Regions from separate parts of the Homo sapiens genome. Here region 2 is linked to region 1. Evidence: read pairs that join two places in POLR2A ChIA-PET (ENCODE). Cell type or tissue: B cell. All regions are shown on one strand. Each heading gives the region's core, and the rest is flanking DNA. Links, peaks and the distances in the headings are about the cores only. Region 1 overlaps CUL3 (cullin 3). Region 2 overlaps LOC105373910 (a long non-coding RNA gene).

Region 1 (4,403 bases), core at 316-4,315:
GAGTGAATGAGACTCCATCTCAAAAAAAAAAAAAAGTTTGGAAAGTTGATTAGTATTATTCTGGTTACATTGTTAATATGGTAGAGCTCTGTTCATGTTCACCTTATCGTTAGCTATAACCTGTAGATTCATGTTCAAGAATCTGGTGAAAGATATGGGCTTTCTTTCCAAAGTACTTAAGCGTGAACAAACATATAACTTAATAATTTTAGAAGGCTCACAGACCCACCAAAGCCCAGAGAGATCCTTGCTGAGACGAGAAAGGAATTACATTACTAATCCTTCTGTGCATTACAAAAAACAGTAGTTTTATTTCAGTGTATTTTGCTATCAATATGGATTTTCAAGGAATGCACAACACTTCTGGATTATCTGTGCTTTATAAACTGAGATATCTGTAATCATGTTGGTAAGAACTTGAAAGTAATAATCTGTTTGAAGTGACAGTAAGTAGAGGTGTTTTAATTATGTAATACTTAATGCTGCTCTATTTTATGCATTAAAGCCTTTTAAATATTTATCAGTAACAATCAATCTAAGTTGTATAAATCCGTACTTTATTCAACTCTCAGTTTTACTTCAAAGAATATGATCTTCAACTACAGTATTTAAGAACGAACCATGTTTGAGTATGCTGTAGCTTTGGGGAGAAAGTGTGCTACCTTACTATTTACCTTTTTTTACTCTGTTTTTTTCTTCCTGGCTATGATGCTTACTTTTTACCCTTTTTCTTTAGGTAAATGGGCCACCATTTATAGCCATTGTCAATTGTAAAAACTTAACTTTATATAACTTGAGAGGTGCTGGAAAGTTGCACATTGCTTAAGATCATTTGAAGTGTTTCTCACCTGAAAAATGATTGCTTTTGGAATTTTATTTCCTTTATTTGTTATTGTAGCACACAATAATTATTATGCTCACAAGAACTGTACTCATATTTATATGACTTTAACTGTAGGACCGTGTGTATGTACAACAAAATAATGTGGAGAACGTCTACAATTTGGGATTAATTATTTTTCGAGATCAAGTTGTACGTTATGGGTGTATTAGGGATCATCTACGGCAAACTCTATTGGATATGATTGCAAGAGAGCGGAAAGGAGAAGTCGTAGACAGGTAAAATTTCTCTCTTTACTCTTGTGGTTTTGGTTTTAGTGATTATATCTTGAGAACGATTCACTGTCTTAGTTTTATTAAAATAAATAAAAGTTTGAATGTTGAGCACATTGGGAAAATCCTCAGAAACTTAGTATCAGAGTTAACAGTTACCCAAAATTTAATTTGAAAGCACACATCTTTTATATTTTTAGAAGAGACTATCCTAAGCTTTTATTTAATATGCTTTTCAGCTAGCCGTCACTTTTGGCTTTTCATTTATTTTTCATGCCAGCATTTTTTTCTTTTTTTCTGTGTAATAACATTTGTATTTTTTTTTCTTTAAGGGCTTTTGTCTGTCCTTCATTCCTAACATTTTTGAAGAAAACTATTGAACATAGTCTAAAATGACTAAGAACTCCTGTGCCCCTTTTAAGTCAGATTTCATCCCCCTTCATAACAATGATTGCAGTGTCATTTTGGTGATGCTGCAGCTAAAGTGGCTTGAAATGCATGATTTTTTTTCTCTCCTTATCTGTTTTCAGAACAGCTGTTGGATGAAAACGTGTAAAGTTCTTTTTATTTCGTCTTTGGTGCTTGATCAGCATTGTCCAAAATCCATGTAGTGCAAAAAGTTATATTGCCCAGGAGTAGCTGTATATTGGACCCATGTCTGGCAGTACAGCTTAATCTGCCTATCTCCCTCTCTCCCTTCTTCCAGATAAACAGCCTCTCTGTGTTTTCAAATACATAGAAATATTTAGACATTTTAGAGTAAGAACACCTTGAGAGAAATAGCTGTGCAGTCAAGATATGCTTTCCAACTTAAAATTAGGCTAAATCCTTTCGTTTTACATGAGTGGCCTATTGGAGATTGGTCACTTCAGTAAGAGTTAAATGTCCTGAAGATATTTTTACCTACTCCTTTTTGTAATTTTTATGTGAATTTTTAAATGTAATTTAATTATCAAGTGATAATAACTTTTTTCGACAGAGGCGCAATAAGAAATGCTTGCCAGATGTTAATGATTTTAGGTCTCGAAGGAAGATCAGTCTATGAAGAAGATTTTGAGGCTCCTTTTTTGGAAATGTCTGCAGAATTTTTTCAGGTAATCCGTGAAAATGTAAATAAATAATCTTTTAAGATGTTCTTAATGTTATTTAATATAGTTACTAATTTAACTATTTTGACCTTTTTTAACTGAGACCCATTAAGGGAGGGGAGTATGCAAAAAATGCCCATCAGCACACTACCTCACATTCTGACCATTCCAGTTAAGCAACTCATCGATAACAAATTGAAGAGGTTGAACTTACACACATGGTTTTTAAAATAACAGAGATGACCCTTGAACAGTGTGGGGCATAGGGATGCTGACGCCCCTGTGTAGTCAAAAGTCCACATAAAACTTTTGACTCCCCAAAAACTTAACTAATAGTGTGCTATTGACTGAAAACCTTACAGATAACATAAACAGTTGATTAGCATATATTTTGTATATGTATTGCATATTGTACTCTTACAATAAAGTAAGCTAGAGAAAAGAAAGTGTTATTAACACCATTACACGGAAGATAAACTGTAATTTACTGTTCACTAAGTGGAAGTGGATCATCAGGGTCTTCATCCTCGCCTTCATATTGAGTAGGCTGAGGAGGAGTAAGAAGAAGGAGGGCTTGATCTTGCTGTCTAAGGTGGTAGGGGAGGAAGAAAATCCACTTCATGGACCTGTGCAGTTCAAACTTGTGTTGTTCAAGGGTCAACTGTATGTTATGAAACTGTAAACTTAGAAATATCCTTAACTTTTTACTATATCTAATATTATAAATTATTTAAGTACTATAAATTCACAGCAGTACATCACCAACGAAGTCTCATCTGCAGGCTTTTAGTCACTTAAATTACTAGTAAAACACACATAAGGATATGGATGATTCTGTAGTGCATATTTGCCTAAAGGTTGTTGATTAAAATATTACAGGCCAATGGTACTATTGATAGAAATTGGCAACAGTGGTCCAAACCAACTAAATTGCTAAAAGTAAAGCTAAACTGGTACTAATCTGTAATGAAATGATGATAACAACAATAATTGAGTACTAGTAAACATAAGATAGTAGTTATAAGGTAACTGTAACAAGGCATTTTTCCTGAAAACCGTAACTACCTGAGCAGTTAACAGTAGGAATTTTGTAGTGTTGCCAAAACAGATGTATTCGTAGGAAGCTAAAGTGTTGGCCGGGCACAGTGGCTCACGCCTGTAATCCCAGCACTTTGGGAGGCTGAGACGAGTGGATCACTATATCAGGAGATTGAGACCATCCTGGCTAACACGGTGAAACCCCATTTCTACTAAAAATACAAAAAAATTAGCCGGGCGTGGTGGCGGGCGCCTGTAGTCCCAGCTACTCGGGAGGCTGAGGCAGGAGAATGGTGTGGACCCGGGAGGTGGAGCTTGCAGTGAGCTGAGATCGCGCCACTGCACTCTAGCCTGGGTGACAGAGCGAGACTCTGTCTCAAAAAAAAAAAGAAAAAAAAGATGAATAGTTATTTAAAAGCTCTTATTTTCAAACTTTAGTGTACATGTTTACTCTTTGAGACTGGGAGTGGGATGGCACTGGAAGACTTAATTAACCAGCAGTATGCCAGCAAAGCTTATGATAAACATGATGAATCTTTCTGGTTATAATTTTACATTAAAACAAATCAAAAAAGAATGTCCCACTGTATCTTGGAGTCAGATGCTTCTAAGCTTTTGACCCTCACTGGCGTGTATATACTTGTTCTGCTATTTTTTGGAGTACATTGGCACAGTTTGAAAAACATTGCTTACAGATAATGTTTTAATTTAGTATTATGTAAATACCAAAGGCTTTAAAGGATATAATTCAGACTATATCAGTCTTTCGTGTAATGAGAAATTACACAAAATGCTAATAGTACTTATTTTATTTAGGCTGATTTATTATAAACACTGTAGAAACCCAGCTAAAAGCAAAAACACTCTTTTCTTCTATGTTTAAAAAATATATATATTTTTAAATGGCAGATGGAAAGCCAGAAATTTTTAGCAGAAAATAGTGCTTCAGTATATATAAAGAAAGTAGAAGCTAGAATTAATGAAGAAATAGAACGAGTGATGCACTGCCTTGACAAATCAACGGAAGAACCAATTGTAAAGGTGGTTGAAAGGGAACTCATTTCCAAGCACATGAAGACTATAGTAGAAATGGAGAATTCTGGGCTAGTACATATGTTGAAAAATGGAAAGACAGAAGGTAAGTGTTACCGATTGAAAAATAAT
Region 2 (4,403 bases), core at 321-4,320, 180 kb before region 1:
GTTCAGGACTAACTGGCAAGCTCTGGCAATTTTTCTAGCACCCCAGTTCTGTCTGTTCTCATTGCCTTGAGCTACAGCTGCTCTCTACAGTTAGAACCTACAATAAACTTAACCAGAGACAGCTGTGTACAGGGAAAATGTGAAACATAATGGAGTTCATTTTATTTCTAGGTCCAAATTCTAGTTTATCCTCTAGAAAATAAATCTTTGTAACCTCTAAGAATCCTGGAAGGCACAAACATTGAGCTTGATAGTTTTAGCCACCAAAATTAAAGGCAAAATACAGTAGTACCTGCTGATTATGGAAAACACCATTCACAGAACTTAAAGGACAATAAAACCATCTGGGGAAGAAAAGGTATGTTATTCCAGTCAACAATCTTCAATCATATTCCTTTCTCAAGAGACTTGAGTTCTGCCACCTGCTGCAATACTTAATTTTTAAATATCAATGCAGGAGAATGTTCATTTAATCAAGCTATGTTTTTAAAAGCATATTAACAGCATTTGGAATGACCTGGATGAGATTAGAGACTATTATTCTAAGTGAAGTAACTCAGGAATGGAAATCCAAACATCATATGTTCTCACTGATATGTGGGAGCTAAGCTATGAGGACACAAAGGCATAAGAATGATAAAATAGACTTTAGGGACTTGGGGGGAAGAGTGGGAGGAGGCAAGGGACAAAAGACAACAAATATGGTGCAGTGTACACTGCTCGGGTGATGGGTGCACCAGGATGTCACAAATCTCCACTAAAGAGCTTACTCATGTAACCAAATACCACCTGTACCCCAATAACTTATGGAAAAATAAAATTTTTCAAAAAGCATATATAGTTGGAGAATATGCTTTTTCATACAAGAATGAATAAAAGACCTGTTTTGGCTTTTTTTATTGTTTCTATCTTTAACATTAGTGCTGCCAGACAGTCAAAATATTTCATGACTACAATCATCTGCTAACAATTCCTTTTCTAAAAAGTGACACAAGAAAGACTGAGTTAATCCAATCTCATACATACACATTTAATAGTTTGGCATGATTAAAACTACCTTAAAAATTGAACTGGAAACCCCATTCACCCTCAACTCAGAGAAAGATTAAACTTGTTCCCATCTGGGTTTTCCTAAAAGGTAATTCTCTGTGGAAGTCAGATTTTCAGTCAGGAAATAGCAGCTCTTTCTTCCTTTTTCTTTCACTAGAATATCTCCTCTTTCAGTCACTTCAGAATTCTTATACTGGGTATGTTTCTATCTAAGAACCAATGAAAAGTCTGTACCTAACAATGCTAAATTCATCCTGTCATTTGCTCAATGCCCTTTTGGGAAAACCACGTACACATTCACTTTTGTTAAGAGCATCCCAAGAAACAGAGCAACCCTCTTCTTTAAGGAACACAGTTATCACTCATGGTTTCACTCATTCATGAAGATTGTCCCCAGTTCTACTCAGAATTAATTCTCAAGCCCACACACTTCTTTCTTCCTCTTCTTCCCTGGCCTTGAGGAGTTTTAATTTATACACAGTTACCTCCAACCAGGAACTCACTGCTGATGGAAAGATGACGGAACAACCAAGACTTGCTAAGAAGGAGAAAACTTCACTCTCCAAAATATCCAGAAGACCCTTTGATTTTGAAGCACATTTTGTCCAACAAATCCAGTTATTTAATATAAAAGAGCATTCAGCATTGCAGAGTAGGAAGGTGAGTAAATAACCCAGAAGCAGATAAGTCTTTGGTTCAGTTGTTACACCATTTAATATACTAGAAAGTGTAATTTGCTCAATGGCTCATGGTCACATGTAACAGTTAAATGGGCACACAAGAAGTAAACGAATCACTCCCTTCTTAATTACATCATCTTATCTACTATGTGGATGATATTACACTGTCCACCCAAACTGTGACCCTTTTCATCTCTGCCATGACCTTTAGTTATAGGCCTGACTGGATTAATTATGTGAGAACTTGTCACTACATCATCACACATAGAATCTTCTTTTTCTCTTTTTTTTTCTTTTTTTTTTTTTTTTTGAGACGGAGTCTCGCTCTATCGCCCAGGCTGGAGTGCAGTGGCACGATCTCGGCTCACTGCAAGCTCTGCTTCCTGGGTTCACACCATTCTCCTGCCTCAGCCTCCTGAGTAACTGGGACTACAGGCTCCTGCCACTACGCCCAGCTAATTTTTTGTATTTTTTTTTTTTTTTTTTTTTAGTAGAGACAGGGTTTCACTGTGTTAGCCAGATGGTCTCCATCTCCTGACCTCGTGGTCCACCCACCTCGGCCGCCCAAAGTGCTGGGATTACAGGCATGAGCCACCGTGCTCGGCCCTTTTTCTGTTAGAACAGGAACTCCCCTCATATCAAATCTGCTCTCTGAAACCAACTAATTCAAGTGTTCCTCCCAAATACTTGCTCCTTCCCTTCCACAAGTGCTTTACACTTTTAGAGCTGCATTGATGATTAGTCCAAATCCCAAGAATTTAGCATTTAAAGAACCTCTTCAAGAAACTCTTCTAAGAAAAACTAGCTCTCTGAACACTGGAGCTCCATGACCAGAAAGTACCTCAACCCTCCCAGCTTTCTCTTCTCAATCTCTGAAACTTCACATAAAGCTGCGGTTCTCAATCTTGGCTGCAAAATAAAACAAATTGGGGAGAACTAAAAAAATCCCACTGCCCAGGCTGTAACCAAGACAACTTACATCAGCATCCCTTGGGGTGGAGCTTGGCATCAGTGTCCTTTAAAGTTCCCCTTCACCCACTATGATGCCAATGTACACGCAGGCTGAGAATCACTCTTGTAAAGCTGAGGGGTTACTAACATCAGCCCTGCTTGTTATCCATCTTAAAGCAGGAAGTGCATAGGCCTTGAAATCAGACGGTCCTGGGCTCTAACACCTACACACCCATGTGACCTTAAGCAACATGACCTGGCCTCTTTAAGTCTCGCCCTCTCATCTGTTAAGAGGAGATATACTGACATTCTCTGACATAAAAATTTAATGAGGTAAATGATGCAAAGCACTTACTATGATATACTTAGTTCCCAGTAAGCACTCAAGAAATAGTAGTAATAGTCCAGGCGTGGTGGTTCACGCCTGTAATCCCAGCACTTTGGGAGGCCAAGGCGGGCAGATCACGAGGTCAGGAGATTGAGACCATCCTGGCTAACACGGTGAAACCCTGTCTCTACTAAAAATACAAAAAATTAGCCAGGTATGGTAGCACACACCTATAGTCCCAGCTACTCGGGAGGCTGAGGCAGGAGAATCGCTTGAACCTGGGAGGCAGAGGTTGCAGTGAGCCAGGATCGCACCATTGCACTCCAGCCTGGGCGACAGAGCGAGACTCCGTCCCAAAAAAAAAAAAGGAAAAAGAAAAGAAATAGTAGTAGTAGTAGTAGTAGTAGTAGTAGTAGTAGCAGTAGTAGTAATAGTAATAGTAGCAGTAGTAGTAATAGTATTAGTAGTAGTAATAGTAGTAGTAGTAGTAGAAGCAGTAGTATTAACATTGTATATAAGACATGGTTTTTGCCTTCAAAGAAAATTAAAGTGGGCGTTCATTTTGATCCCACATCCTGCAAGGGAGTTAGTGGCAGAACTTGTCCCAGAAACCCCATGTCCTGACTCATGGTCCGATGCCCTTCCCGTGGCATCACACTTCGGCCCTCAGTGAATTCAGCCCTCGTGTTACTGTTCAGTGGCTGCAGAAGATGTATGCAGTACATGAGAATGAACATGGCCCCAAAGTTCCTTCCCATAAGAAATATTGTTATAAATTTATGCTGTAAATATAACACTTAAGAATTTATTTTTGTGTTTGTTTGTTTGAAGACTGGAGCAACTTCAAAAGGTTTCAATTAACTCCAAGCCATTTCTCATCAGTTGCATTCCTACTGCAAAGGACCTCCCCAAGACAGCAGTGTCAATTATAGAGCCACTGAACTGCAGTGGAAATCTTGGTAGAGTAGCAACCACCCTTGTGAAGATTTCCAACCCAATCCCTACACATGCTCCCCCATGCTGGCGAACCATGGCATCATTTTGCTGCTGCCAGGGCCCAGAGCAAAACTGTGTAATTAACTGAATAAGCTGATAAATTGAACAGGTTAATGAAATCTATATTAGAGAACAAAAATTACTCTGAGAAAGTATTGCTTATTGGCAAATAAGTATATTTGGTCATTTTAGAAGGAGGTTTGCATTCAGAGCTTTCCAAAGAAGATTACAGGCCTTTAAAGCAACGGGTATTTTCATAACTACTCACTGATAAGTACTTGGACTGAATTTTGCTTGGAATCCTATGACTCTTTATGCAAGATTCTTTATTAACTGTGTCTTCAAATACTCAATATACCTCTTCTCAAAAAACACTCCAGTTAGATTACCCTGTATGC

Evidence for each region. ChIA-PET counts read pairs that join two places held together with the same protein. Peaks named below come from ENCODE experiments on the same cell type or tissue, not always from the same donor. Only the 100,000 strongest peaks of a DNase experiment are listed, where the experiment ranks them.
Region 2: POLR2A ChIA-PET joins it to region 1 with 8 read pairs; 2 of 35 experiments call an interaction of 5 or more read pairs at or near these places.

The regions. Positions count from the first base shown.
Region 1 is chr2:224,511,328-224,515,730 of GRCh38, reverse strand. CUL3 (cullin 3) reads left to right here. Exons shown (of 16, transcript NM_003590.5): 4 at 959-1,119; 5 at 2,093-2,207; 6 at 4,149-4,377. Among named protein-coding and RNA genes, the nearest start is that of CUL3, 72 kb to the left of the region's middle. In B cell, for the core only: no CTCF peak of the experiment used is centred there; no DNase peak of the experiment used is centred there; H3K27ac peaks cover 272 bases.
Region 2 is chr2:224,694,711-224,699,113 of GRCh38, reverse strand. The region is part of intron 2 of LOC105373910 (a long non-coding RNA gene); the gene reads right to left. Among named protein-coding and RNA genes, the nearest start is that of CCDC195, 19 kb to the left of the region's middle. In B cell, for the core only: no CTCF peak of the experiment used is centred there; no DNase peak of the experiment used is centred there.